2 separate regions of the Homo sapiens genome follow, and region 1 is linked to region 2. Evidence: chromatin contacts called from ENCODE Hi-C or POLR2A ChIA-PET data. All regions are on one chromosome and are shown on one strand. The core of a region is the stretch at or near the end of the contact, and the rest is flanking DNA. Distances in the headings are between cores, read along the strand shown. Region 1 overlaps LOC643339 (a long non-coding RNA gene). Region 2 overlaps LOC643339 (a long non-coding RNA gene).

Region 1 (3,257 bases), core at 506-3,005, 110 kb after region 2:
GCAGAGTCAGATTCAAACTCGGACAATCAACTCCAAATCCCACTTTCTTAACCTCTGTGTAAATGGGTATTTGCCATATAGTGAGGGCACAAAGCCATCACTCTACCTCTTCTTGGAGAAGTAAAAAACAAAAAATAATCAAATCAAAGTGATGATTTACATTTTTTAAGCACACGAAATGCAAGAATTCCAACCATCAGATTGTGAATGCCATTATTTTTGGTGCTGTAAAACATATTAATAGTTAAATCTAAGTCTACATTTTAATATACATCTAGTCTCCAAAGCAAACAAGATGTAATGTGATTTGTAATATGCACTTGTCAAGTCCTGCTTTATTTATTTATATATTTATTTATTTATTTATTTATTGAGACAGAGTCTTGCTCTGCACCCAGGCTGGAGTGCAGTGGCAGGAGCTTGGCTCACTGCAACCTCTGCCTCCTGGGCTCAAACGATCCTCCCACCTCAGCCTGCCAAATAGCTGGGATCACAGATGCATGCCACCACATCAGCTATTTTTTTGTATTTTTAGTAGAGACGGGGTCTCGCCATGTTGCCCAGGCTGATCTCAAACTCCTGAGCTCAAGTAATCCGCCAGCCTTGGCCTCCCAAAGTGCTGGGATTACAGGCATGAGCCACTGCGCCCGACCCTAAATCATGCTTTTTTATATAATCTATTTAGAGTAAATTAAGTAGCATACGTCATTTGTTTAAGGAAAAGTTAAAGCTGGTGTTTATATGCATTATAAGTATTATTACAGAACATATTAAGACATACTTCAATATAATCTTTAAAAACATAATTCTCTTAAGTTGATTTTTTCTTTTTTTTTGAGACAAAGTTTCACTCTTGCCCAGTGAAGCAGCATGATCATAGCTCACTACAGCCTCAACTTCCTGGGCTTAAGCAATCCTCCTGCCTCAGGCACCTGAGTAGCTGGGACTATAGGTGCCCATCATCATGTCAGGCTAATTTTGAAAAATTTTTTTTTTTTGAGACGGAGTCTTGCTCTGTTGCCCCAGGCTGGAGTACAGTGGCGAGATCTCAGCTCACTGCAACCTCTGCCTCCCAGATTCAAGTGATTCTCCTGCCTCAGCCTCTTGAGTAGCTTGGACTACAGGCGCCTACCACCATACTTGGCTAATTTTTTTGTATTTTTAGCAGAGATGAGGTTTCACTATGTTGGCCAGGCTAGTCTCAAACTCCTGACCTCAGTTGATCTGCCCACCTCGGCCTCCCAAAGTGTTGGGATTACAGGCGTGAGCCACTGCACCAGGCCCTAATTTTTTTTTTTTTCTTTTGTAGAGATGAGGTCTCGCTATGTTGCCCAGGCTGGTCTTGAACTCCTGACCTCAAGCAATCTCTCACCTTGGCCTCCCAAAGTGCTACAGTTATAGGCATGAGCCACTGCACCTGGCATTAAGTTGATTTTTAAAAACCTAAAATAATTTCTTTATTTCCTAACTACTTTGCAGAAATAACATAATGACTTTAGTTCCTTAGAGGGGATCATAACATTATTTATTACTGTAAAATAGATTTGAATTTTAAAAGATCAGGAACTACTGCTTGGCACCGAGGTGTAATTTCTGCCATTTTGAGACATATTCCATAACCCAGGGATCCCCACAAACAACTACGACAAGAATAAATATGAGATCCTTTCCATTCCAGGGTTTGTGGTAGAGGGTTTAGCTTTGACTTGGACCCCTTACTGAGTGACTAACCATTACACAGACAGAGCTTGTGACCTCATGGACATGCTCAGCTGGTGAGCTATTCTGCCAGGAGCTCAGTGCTATTTTCATTTGGCTTTAATCTTTCCTAGATCAAGACATAGCCTTCTTTGAAAAGCCAGGTTTAGTAAGATATACACATGACGTATTCTCAGAAATGAAAGAAAACACTTTTAGCTTCCTTCCCTAGTTACCAAAACTCTAGAACTTACTGTAACCCTAATAGCAGCCAAAAAGAAGGTCTTTTCTCTTGACCCTTGGCTGACCCTTCTTCCACTTCCACGAATTTTCTCCCTCTTTCTGGCTATGGCATAAGTTTTGTTCCCCTTGAGATTCAGCCCTTAACAGAAATAATTCAGGCAGGGTAACAGAATGTTCTAGAGCACTCAGCCATGACTACTGAGCACTCAAAATATAGCTACAGTGACAGAGAAAGGAGATTGTAATTAATTTAAACTTTAATTTGAAAACTTGGACCAGATTTAGTTATTGAAGAACTTCTACATAATTTAGTTATTGGAGAATTTCTGCATATGTTTGGAATAACTTTGATATGTAAATCTACTTTTTCAACTGTAAATTTTGTGAAACCTAAATTTTATAAAATCTAATTTTATGAAATTTTATGAAATCTAAATACAGACCAAGTATTTCCAATGAAAATTTAGTCTCCAAACCGAGATGTGCTATGTGTTACATCCACACCAGATTTCAAAGACTTAGCACAAAAAAAGTAACTGTCTCATTAATAGTTTTTATATTGATTACATGTTGAAATGATAATATTTTGGCTATATTGGGTTAAAGGAAATATATTATTAAAATTAATCTCACATGGTTCTTTTTACTTTTTAATGTGGCTATTAGAACACTTTAAATAATATATGGGGCTCACATTATTTCTATCAGATGGTGATGGTCTACAGCATGGGTGATAGTGTCACAGAGACTAAGCTCCCCCGACTTGCTGGCTGTGTGACTTTAAGCCATCTTCTTAACCTCTTTATTATTTTATTTTATTTTATTTTTGAGACAGAGTCTCACTCTGTCGCCCTGGCTAGAGTGCAGTGGCACAATCTTGGCTCACTGCAACCTCTGCCTCCCGGGTTCAAGCGATTCTCATGCCTCAGCCACCTGAATAGTTGGGATTACAAGCATCTGCCACCATGCCTGGCTAATTTTTGTATTTTTAGTAGAGACGGGGTTTCACCATGTTGCCCAGGCTGGTCTCGAACTCCTGGCCTCAGGTGATCCACCCACCTAGGCCTCCCAAAGTGCTGGGAGTACAGGTGTCAGCCACCGTGCCTGGTCTACTTAGCCTCTTTAAACTTCTGTTTACTCATCTGCAAACTGAAGAAAATATTGGCCGGGCGTGGTGGCTCACTCCTTTAATCCCAACACTTTGGGAGACCAAGGCAGGCGGATCGCCTGAGGTTAGGAGTTCGAGACCAGCCTGACCAACATGGAGAAACCCCATCTCTATTAAAAATACAAAATTAGCTGGTCCAGATGGCGCA
Region 2 (3,019 bases), core at 200-2,699:
CAGTATCCCAAAGAATATCCTTAAATATGCCATGTTCATATGTTCAAGAGTTGGTATTTGCTTAAAAGTGGACTTGCTGGGCTGTAAGGAGAATGTATTTTAGGTTTTGCTAGCTATTGTCAAATTGTTTCCCAAAATGTCTGTACCCTCAGCAGTGTATGAGAATTCTTATTTTTCTATCTTTGCCAACCACCACTGATTTTTTCAAAAGTTTGTGAGTACAAAGTAATAATCTTGTTTTAACTTGCATTCTTCTTTTCATTAATACGTGATATTTGTACATTTTTTTTCTCTCCATTTATTGGCCATTATGCACTGGGCCTTAACCTTTGCTGGGGTCTTAGACGCCTTTGAGAATTTACTTCAGAAAAATACACACATATATATATATACACACATACACTTTATAAACACATTGAGGGGCTTCACAGAGTCCCTGAAGACCCATCCACAAAGCCCCTTCAGAGCAGAGACTCTCGAGCTTTTAGTAGATATGAGAACCTTCTGGGAAGTTTTTAAAAATGCAGATTCCTAGGACCCATCTTTGAGGATCCTGACTCAGAGGGCCCTAGCTAGGAACTGAAGGGCTGGTGCAGGTGATTAAAAAAAGAAAGAAAGAAAGAAAGAAAGACAACCAAGACTATACTTTCAGGGGCCATTTCTGTAGTTCGTTAAGAAAGACAATCTTGAGTTTCTGGATTCCCAGTAAGAACTCCTATTTCTGCTTTCCAAAACGTTCCCTTCTCCTACAGCTATGAAGCAAAGGATAAAGTCACCAAGTTTAATGTACTAAAGCTGTAACTTGCCTTTAAATTGATGCTGTAGCTACTTTTAAATCCATGGTTACTTCTGCAGATATACCTTGTGCCTCTCTCCTCCTTAGCTGGAAAGGTCGGTGAGGGAATGAATAAATAGGGTGACATGTGAGACAAAGAAAAACACAAGGAAAGGAAAAAAAATTAGGAAATTCGAAGCTATTCAGAAAATGCTACATAAAAAGCATCATCCTACTAAATATGAACAGCTTGTGTTTGGAATGGTTTGTGTTTCTAATTTTATTTCATGAGCAAGCTCATTTTTTTTTCTCTGCCAGATACTTCAAAGATTCTCTTGCAAAAAGAAGGAAATAAATTTATTTTCCTCTTGGATCCAAATTCACATAAATGATTCTGTTGTAAGATGAAGAAAATTGATTGCTTCAATGGCAAATAAGATACTTTTTTAATTTAAAAATTTAGTACTAAGGAAATCATGTGCCAGGGAATTCTCAAAACATTTTGAGAGAGGTTGAGAATCCCGGTATGATGAGATGATGATGTTACTCATGCACATATTCCCCCGCTTTCTTTTTCAAGCCTGCAAGTGTCAAGACAGAGTTAATCCTTATTTTTGACTCAGTCACACGCAAATGCGTTCTTCTCTGAGCTGGTCAGTGGCCAGTATCCTCTTGAACCTTTGGTGGAATTCAGGTCCGTGAATGATGCCAGGAACAAGAATTAGGATCTGATTCTAGGACTTTATAATGACTCACTCGGTACCTTTGTCCAGTAACAATAGAAAAATGACTCGGTTGCTCTATCCATGAAACTAGGGCAGTGATGCTGGCTGCCTGCCTCACACAGGGTTGAGGGGAAACCAGGCTTACAAAATGACAGAGGTCTCCGGAGCACGGGCATCACATGGGAGGAGGTGGGGGTATCTTCACAGAGCCAGAAGACAACAGAGGGGGCAACCTGACACAGAACCAAAGGAGGTCCTTGAACCCTGCCACACCAGCCTGGGTGGAGGGTATTCTGTATACACTGTATACACTGGAGAACATGGAATGAAGTCAACTTACATCTTTTGTCTTTCTGGAGACCATCTTTTTACTTTCACACATTACTCATGGATTAAGAAGAAAAGTGGTGGCCATGACATTTTCTAACATTTTCTGGTATCCATTATCTTGTTCGCTTGGCCATACAGTGCTTCTTATACTCTAGATTTTCAGATTCTAGACAGTATGTTCATTAAAAGCAGGAATTAAAATTGACATATAGATATACATAGACGTGTGTGTGGTGGGTAAGGTGCCTGGCACTCAATATAAACACTGGATATAATAAATGAGTGAATTCCTACACACAGAAAAACACAACACACACAAACACAAATAAGTCAGCATTTTTCCAGGACCCAAGCCACAAGGAAGAAGATTTGGGGAGTGGGAGACTTCTGCTGCCAACCTCATTCCTGCCTGTATTATTTAGGATATAAATACCATTGCAGTAAAGGAGACTGAGTGACCATAACTTAAACAAAATAGAAGTTTGTTTTTCTCTCATATAACATGGCTGCTCTGTGGTATCACAACCCCAAGTTCCTTCCACCCTTCTTAGAGTGTTATCTCCATCTGCATGGTCCATGTAGCTCACCGCAGCATCTGCATCCCAGCTGATAGAATAAGGAAAGGAAGGAGAGCATATCTTCCCTTTCAAAAAGGCTGTATTTCTTGGGCCAGAACTTAGTCACATGACCACATCTAGCTGCAAGGGAGGCTGGGAAATGTAGTCTTTATTCTGAGTAGCTGTAGATCCAGTTGAAAAATAAGCATTGTCTTAAAAAAATAAAAAATAAATAAATATTGGGGGAAGTAACTGTCCCTGTCACACTGAAAAAATAAAAGCACAAAGATGTAGGTTTCTCAGAATCACTAGAAAAATTCCCAGTAAACCTAGGACTAGTACTAGGCTGGGTGCAGTGGCTTGCACCTGTAATCCCAGCTACTTGGGTGGCTGAGGCAGAAGGATGGCTTGAGGTCAGGAGTTTGAGACTAGCCCAGTCAATATAGTGAGACTCTCATCTCTAAAATATAAATTAGCCAGTCATGGTGGCACACATAGAACAAGATCCTATCTCTAAAAAGGAAGTAGCTAATACTTAGTTGGTCTCACAAGCATGTCAATCTACTAAGCAGATGTTCACTCCAGAGAAAGACAGTTCTCAACTTCTTACATTTGCCTTTTAAACAATTTAC

The links. Hi-C counts contacts between places; a loop is a spot of excess contacts on that map. ChIA-PET counts read pairs that join two places held with the same protein, here RNA polymerase II (POLR2A). Pooled maps may share reads with other maps.
Region 1: a map of ascending aorta shows a loop between it and region 2 (5-fold over the local background). The contact joins two enhancer-like sites. A Hi-C loop is called at or near these places in 10 of 168 maps with a recorded cell type or tissue (Right ventricle myocardium inferior, aorta, ascending aorta and 5 more) and 10 of 50 pooled maps. POLR2A ChIA-PET finds 5 or more read pairs at or near these places in 2 of 52 experiments (Caco-2 and PC-9).

The regions. Positions count from the first base shown.
Region 1 is chr12:93,301,021-93,304,277 of GRCh38, forward strand. The region is part of intron 2 of LOC643339 (a long non-coding RNA gene); the gene reads right to left. Among named protein-coding and RNA genes, the nearest start is that of NUDT4, 75 kb to the right of the region's middle. RefSeq lists enhancers at 2,056-2,115, 2,136-2,185. Within about 2 kb of position 1,756, at least 5 of the 41 ENCODE cell types and tissues checked have a DNase peak (open chromatin) inside an H3K27ac peak, as active enhancers do; they include ascending aorta, where a contact is called at or near this core.
Region 2 is chr12:93,190,647-93,193,665 of GRCh38, forward strand. All of the region lies in intron 3 of LOC643339 (a long non-coding RNA gene), which reads right to left. Among named protein-coding and RNA genes, the nearest start is that of LINC02412, 18 kb to the left of the region's middle. Within about 2 kb of position 1,450, at least 3 of the 41 ENCODE cell types and tissues checked have a DNase peak (open chromatin) inside an H3K27ac peak, as active enhancers do; they include ascending aorta, where a contact is called at or near this core.